Regions from separate parts of the Homo sapiens genome. Here region 1 is linked to region 2. Evidence: chromatin contacts called from ENCODE Hi-C or POLR2A ChIA-PET data. All regions are on one chromosome and are shown on one strand. The core of a region is the stretch at or near the end of the contact, and the rest is flanking DNA. Distances in the headings are between cores, read along the strand shown.

Evidence for each region. Hi-C counts contacts between places; a loop is a spot of excess contacts on that map. ChIA-PET counts read pairs that join two places held with the same protein, here RNA polymerase II (POLR2A). Pooled maps may share reads with other maps.
Region 1: a loop to region 2 is called in a pooled map, with 6 times the contacts of the local background. The contact joins two enhancer-like sites. A Hi-C loop is called at or near these places in 7 of 50 pooled maps. POLR2A ChIA-PET finds 5 or more read pairs at or near these places in 2 of 52 experiments (activated CD4-positive, alpha-beta T cell and activated T-cell).

Annotation. Positions count from the first base shown.
Region 1 is chr3:132,534,220-132,537,583 of GRCh38, reverse strand. All of the region lies in intron 55 of DNAJC13 (DnaJ heat shock protein family (Hsp40) member C13), which reads right to left. Among named protein-coding and RNA genes, the nearest start is that of ACKR4, 61 kb to the left of the region's middle. Within about 2 kb of position 1,368, at least 3 of the 41 ENCODE cell types and tissues checked have a DNase peak (open chromatin) inside an H3K27ac peak, as active enhancers do.
Region 2 is chr3:132,253,632-132,257,075 of GRCh38, reverse strand. No RefSeq gene overlaps it. Among named protein-coding and RNA genes, the nearest start is that of TRC-GCA9-1, 23 kb to the right of the region's middle. Within about 2 kb of position 1,920, at least 4 of the 41 ENCODE cell types and tissues checked have a DNase peak (open chromatin) inside an H3K27ac peak, as active enhancers do.

The DNA of each region.
Region 1 (3,364 bases), core at 119-2,618, 280 kb before region 2:
TTCTCCCTTGATTCTAACAGTTTCTATTGCATGAAAATGCCATATATGCCAGCATTTATCGAGATGTGTCCTATGGGCATATTAATGGCTTTAGCCCTCTAGAGTTTATTTTAAACATTGCATAAACATTTAATTACATCTCAGAAGCACTGCACAAACTAACAAGTACTTGCAAGGGACACTGTAGCATAATACTGCATACTGAGCAATAGTTTTAGCTGAAATTGTAGGAAACAAGGCAAACAACTAAGGAACATTGAGGGTTAGGACTAGAAAGGCAGTGGGAGCGGCATGCATTTAGCAAAACATTTCTCTACCTGCTTCAGAGAGCTACACAGAAGTTAGCAAGCTGCCTGGCAGAGCGGATCTAAAGCCCGCTCCTGAGGTGAAGGGGGCTGCTGCCAGTTAGAAGGGAAGGAGAGACACCTGAGGGGAAAAAAGAAATATAAGCAGCAAGGGAAGTTGTGAGGAAGTGCAAACAGCAGAGTAGTTTGATGAAGGTAGAAACAGGGATTGGTGGAGGACAAAAAGGCCACCATTCAGATTCATCTTGTTTTTGACCTTAAAAGTATTGGTACTATGGATGTGAAATGGCTTGTATAGATACATAGGCAGAGATGACTCAGCCTGTGTGAGCTGTAACTGAAGCCAACCAGAGTGCCCAGGTACTTGGAACGCTGTACTTATAAAAACCTTGTACTTGTAGAACTTACAAAAAATATTTCTCCTTTTTAAGGTACTGTGGGAGCCTGCATCTATCAACTCCTGCCTTGAGCCAATCAGGATGCCAGGCCTTTCACAGTCTGCTCAGGAAAAAGGCCACCAGGTCAACAAACCCTTCTGACAACGCAGTTCAGAGCTACAGCAGCACCCTGTGATCATTTCCCACCACCCTCATATTCTCTGAACTTTAGGCTGCAGCATGATTACTGCAAAACCATCCAGTAGGTGTCATCAAAGATGTAACCCTTAACAGTAAGACCTCAAACACTCCAGACTGTGTAGTTTCTGAGCAATTCTGATTGTGGGCTCAACTTGGTTCCCATCAAAATAGTAGGTTACAAGACCAAACCATGAATGCTGCATCTAGAAAGTGGATTAATGACGCAGTTCTCAAACTGTGTGCTGAGGCACCCTGGGGCATTGCTGGATATTTATTTATTCCCTTTGCCCCTCTGTGTGTGTGTGTATTTAACAGATGGGGGTCTCACTATGTTGCCTTGAACTCCTGGGCTCAAGCAACTCCCCTATCCAGGCCTTGAACTCCTAGGCTCAAGTGATCTTCCCACCCCAGCCTACTGAGTAGCGGATTCGGCCTGTCCATGTGGACTACAGTTGCCTGCCACATCATCCAGCTAACTGCTGGGTATTTTAAATTTGAAACACAGCGCCATCTGCTGACCACCATACAAACAACTACTTTCAAGTTGTCTTGCAATTACTTCATAAACTAAATTATTAGGTATTTCTTTTGGCTTGGGGACGGATGAAAAAATTACTGAGCTATTAAGGGCACTGTGAACTGAGAAAATGTGGGAACCTCTGAGCTAAAATCTAAATGGTGAAATGATGGGCTTAGAAGGAAGAAACCAAATTTTAGTACCATCATTTGCCTCTTTAGGAAAGGCAAATCAAAATCAATTCCCGGATAGTTCTACAAATGAAATCCGAGATGCTCTCCCCAGGACCCTGGCCTCTCCTTGAGGATGTGTCTGGTTTCTTGGGGCTAAAAGGTGCTGCCTGGTCATTTGCACAGAATAGGGCAGTTGTGTTCTTCAGAGAAAGATGGGAAGAGCAGGGGCTGCCAGGAATGGGCATGTGGCAAGATTGCACAAGGCTGCTGGACTTCAGAGAAATGAGAAAAGATGGAAAATTTACAGAGAATCCCACAAAACTGAATTGGCTACCACGATGAAATGTATATGTGAAAAGTTCATCTCCAATTCTGGCTCCTAGAAGCATCTTCACCCTGGCCTCTGTTCCTTTTCCTGTTGTTCCTTCTTTTGCTACTGATTTTCTAGGTTAGGTAATTTGAGGATTTTCACTGCTGAAATTATTTTTTATGAGGCTCTGAGACCATCAGCACCAAGCTGTTCTAGAACCTAATAAATGGCTAAGTGATCAAGGGCCCTGGATAATGAGTAACCACAATTTATCTGCATCACAGGAAAAATTCCACTGAGGCACCTTTAAATAAGCATTTATCATAAAACAAAATATGCCAGGCTAGAGAACCTATGGAAATAGGCAGTCTCATTTAAATTTATCAAGATTGAGTAATCCTACCTAGGACTTTAAAATTTTTACCCCAAATCTTGGGCATGTGACTGAATGACATTTACTCAGCAGCCAGAGAGAAGAAAACGTAGTTTTGGTCATTTTTATCTTACTTTGAAGTAGTAATTAACTCCTTTGTCTTTCCCCATGTCCTAAACAAAATCCACCTAACCTGCCAAACTCACCTAAAGATATCAGTTAGAAGAAAGGGTTGGTGATGTGTGTTGTCACAGCAACCTTGATTTCAATGATTACAGAGGGGCTGGGTACAATCTGTATCTTCTGAAGTTTGGGAGTAGCACGGGGCACATTTTAACTAAATGAAATTCCAATTCAACACAACACTATAAATTCCTGGAGTTCCACATCATGGGATTTTATCATTATTAGAACTACATGCCCCTTTTATCAAACACATGATACACAATACATCAATGAAAAGCTCAAACACAAAAAACATTTGGCAACTCAAGCAATGAGCACACATCAATCCAACTGGCAGTAAATTTACCTAATTTATCTCTTAATTTGCCTACATCATCTGTAGTTAGAGGATGTAGGGCTGACATCTTATATACTACAATTTCAGGCAGACAGCAAGAGTTAGAAGCTTTAATTCTTGAAATAGTTCTTTCATTTTTAATGTAACTTAATTTTTTTTGAGACAAGGTCTTGCTCTATTGCCCAGGCTGGAGTGTGGTGGTGAGAGCTCAGCTCACCTGTGACCTCCACCTCCTAGGCTCAAGAGAGCCTCCCGAGTAGGTGGGACTACAGGCATGCACCAACATGCCTGGCTAAATTTTTGTATTTTTTTATAGAGACGGGGTCTTGCCGTGTTGCCCACGCTGGTCTGGAACTCCTGGACTCAAGCAGTCCGCCCACCTTGGCCTCCAAAATTGCTGGGATTACAGACATGAGCCATTGCACCTGGCAAGTTGGTCCTTTCAAATAGGACAGACTAGAGCTGATGAAAAAATTTCCAGCAACTGACATCGCTAAAAAAGAGCATCCCAGATTGATAACATGCTCAGAATTTCACAATTCTGGGGTCAACAATGCTTACAGCTTATCCAGACTGTTCTACATG
Region 2 (3,444 bases), core at 671-3,170:
GATGAGGTCAGGCACCTGCTTATGTGAATGATTTAGCATCCTCATTGTCTCTTTTTAGTTATTTTCTTTTACTATTAGTAATTTTACATTCGTAAGTGATTATTTGATTTTACATCTGTGTTCCTTGTTAGACTGTAAGATCCATAATGGCAGGGAAGATGCCTGTAGTTGTTCACCATTGTGTTTCTAGCACCCAGAACAGTCTTGGGAATTAGCAAGCTTTCAATAAGTATTTGATGAATAAATAGATGCAGTGAAAGCTGATTGTAAAGATGCTACATTAGTTTGCTAGAGCTGCAGTAACAAAGTGCCACACATTGGGTGGCTTAAATAACAGAAATTTATTGTCTTCACAATTCTGGAGGCTGGAAGTCCAAGATCAAGTTATCGACAGGTTTGGTTCCTTCTGAGAACTGTGAGGGAAGGATCTGTTCCGGAACTCTCTCCTTGGCTTGTAGATGGCCGTCTTCTCTTTTTCAATTCACATTGTCTTTCCTCTAAGCATGTCTCTGTATTCAAATTTTCCTTTTTTATGAGGAGGAGAGTCATATTGGTTTAGACCCCACCCTAATTATATTTTTACTTGATTTCCTCTGTAAAGGCCCTGTCTCCAAATAGTGTCACATTCTTAGGTACTGAAGGTTAGTACTTCTACACATGAATTTAGAGGGACACAATTCAACCCATAACAGATGGTTATAGACTACTGCCTTTAATGGCAACTGGAGTTTGAGGCTGAGAGGGATGGCAAGTTCATGACAGTGTGTGTTTCAAAGGAACAAGCGCCAAGAGGCACTTAGCTAGCAATTAGTAGATCCAGAATGCAAACTCTTTCACCTAAAACAGGTTTGCTTATTTCCATGTTTGGATCTTTACCTACTGTGGGATAATGCAACCCTTTGAACATACAGGATTTCAAACCATATAGGTCTAGGGAACTTTTCCCCATTTCTTACATAATCTATACGTAAAGGGTTTCATGGTAAAATATATTTAGGAAATGCTTCAGACACACTTGGCTTTCTTAGAGTGTTATAAGGCACATATACTAGAGACTCTGATAAATCTTGCAGTAAAGTGACTTCTTTAATCCAATATTTCTTGAATTTATTTATTTATTTTTACCAAGGAGTCCCCTCTCGGTGTTAACATGCTGTATCATTTGTCATTTATTATGTAATTTATTAACTTACTGAATCATTTGGTCAGATAGGTTTGGGAAATGCTAGGGTTTCTTCTGTGAGTGGGAGAGAGATGCTATCCCTGGTGACCACCTTTCCATCTTTCCTCTCCTTATAAGAGGGTAATTACCTCTCTATATCTCTCTCTTCCTGTTTACATGTCACATTTAGGTTTTGTATGAATATCAAAAGCCCTGGCTGTGGCTAATAGTTTTGGCTGCTGTCACAGAAGATGAGAAGGTGGCTGTGTTTACTGGTGTAAGTTTGTTTACACAGGAAATATGCAAAGAAACCCTCCCTCATTCCACTGCTCTTAGAAACACTGCAAGCCAAACATAAGATCTTTTCTGGGTCTCTAAGTGCCTCAGCGATGATTTGAGCAGTAGTCATGCATCTGTTGCAAGCTTTTCTTTGTTAAGATCCCAATTTTAAGAGAATCAACAGTATAAAATATCACACTTGAGTGGGAAGCTGATTTTAAAATGGCAGATGAGATAATAAGATCAGATTGATGTTAATTCCCTTACTGCGAATCCCACAGACTTTTGTGAGAATGGAGACCAGACTTATTCTAAGGCATCTGCTTCTTCCCACGTTCCTCCCACTTGAGACTGAGGAGGCAAATTGCTTGGGGAAACCCCTAGTCACGCAGCTGTAGCCTCTCTAGAGATGGATAAAGCAGCATGTAGGTGAATGGTATTAGGAAGCAAGTGAGTCACTGCATTTTGGCATCATAACTCACCACTGTCTGTGGCACAGCAGCAATAGCCATTTTCCTTAAGCAACATCTGGACGTGACTGCATGAAGTTACCCATGGGATAACAAGAAGGCTGAGGAAAGAACATGAATTCCCTGACCTTCATCCCAGGAGCTCAGTTTGTCTTTGTTTTAGCTCCAGAAGTACAGCTCTAATTAAAACCTCCATCAAGGAGGTGAGGCCTGGTCTAAAGGACCCCAGGAAGGCCACATTGGGCCAAGGAGCCAGTTAAGTTTAAGGAAGCTCGGGGGTGAGTTTGATGCCAGGAAACAGAGATAAGCTTGAATGAGCAGCCCTAAAGGGTTCTCTTAAGAAACATTCTCCAAAGTCCATTTGGCTTCTGTAATTCTGAGGTTCTTTATCCTAGAAATACATCAAGCCCTCTGCTAAGTGCTTTACCTACAGGTGTTTTTTAATCTGTAAAATAACTCCATGACACGTGTTCTGTAATTATACTTATTTTATAGGTTTTGAAACAGGTTCATAAAGGTAAAGCCACATGTCCAAGATCACGCATCACTAGGATTCACATCCAGATCTGTCTGACACCTGAACCCCTGCTCTGCATCACCATGTTGCCTAACTTCATGAGGGCGTGCAGCATGTTATGAATGGAAATGCGCTTTCACAATCATCTCCCTCCATCTCTACTATAACTGTGTTAGATAAGTTGAGTAGGTATTATTATTCCCTTAGTGCAGAAGAGGAAACTGAGGCATAGAGAGGCTAAGTGACTTGTCCCAGGTCCTGTAGTGATAGGTGGTCAGATCAAGGGCCCAAGTCATATCTTCTCCAAGTCCAGTTTCTTCCCACCCCATGCTGCTCTTTGAGGTCTGCTGTTTTATAGCCCCTGCTTCTCTAGCCTGAATGTGTGGTCAGGGTTTGTGGTGAATGTGAAATTGAGTCAGAACCCAGTTAATTATGGAGAGTACATCATAATGCCCTTAGGATGAAAAATTATCATTATTGTTGTTTTTAAACACAAGACTCACCTAAAAACTTCCCATGAACAAAATCTATAGTTTAGTTGGAAATATAATTGTTTCACTGACCTGTTTCTTAACGCTCCTCATTATAAACAACAGGAAAACTATATGTAATAAAACTTTGACAAAACTGTAAGTTGCCTAAACAAAATCAGTTAAAAAAAAAAGTAAAGTTTTTATTTTATGATCGCTTAAGGAGCCTGAGGATATGAAAATGGTAGAGGTGGAAGAAACAAGGGCTGGGAGTTAAAAGGGGGTGTTTGGTGAGGAAGAAAAAATAATGAATTGCAGTACTTTAAGAGCCACTGAAATGAAGCACTATAAATTGCTCATTAAAAAAATTATTTGTGAATTAAACTTTCAAGACTTAAAAAAACAAATAAAAATTTTGACAGATTATAGCCTGATCAAGGTGCTCATCTTGCCCTTACTTTTTATCAAATTATTAAAAATTATGTATAGATGACATTAAGATGTCTGAGATTTGATTCAAAATAATCTAGTGGGCAGGATAAGTAA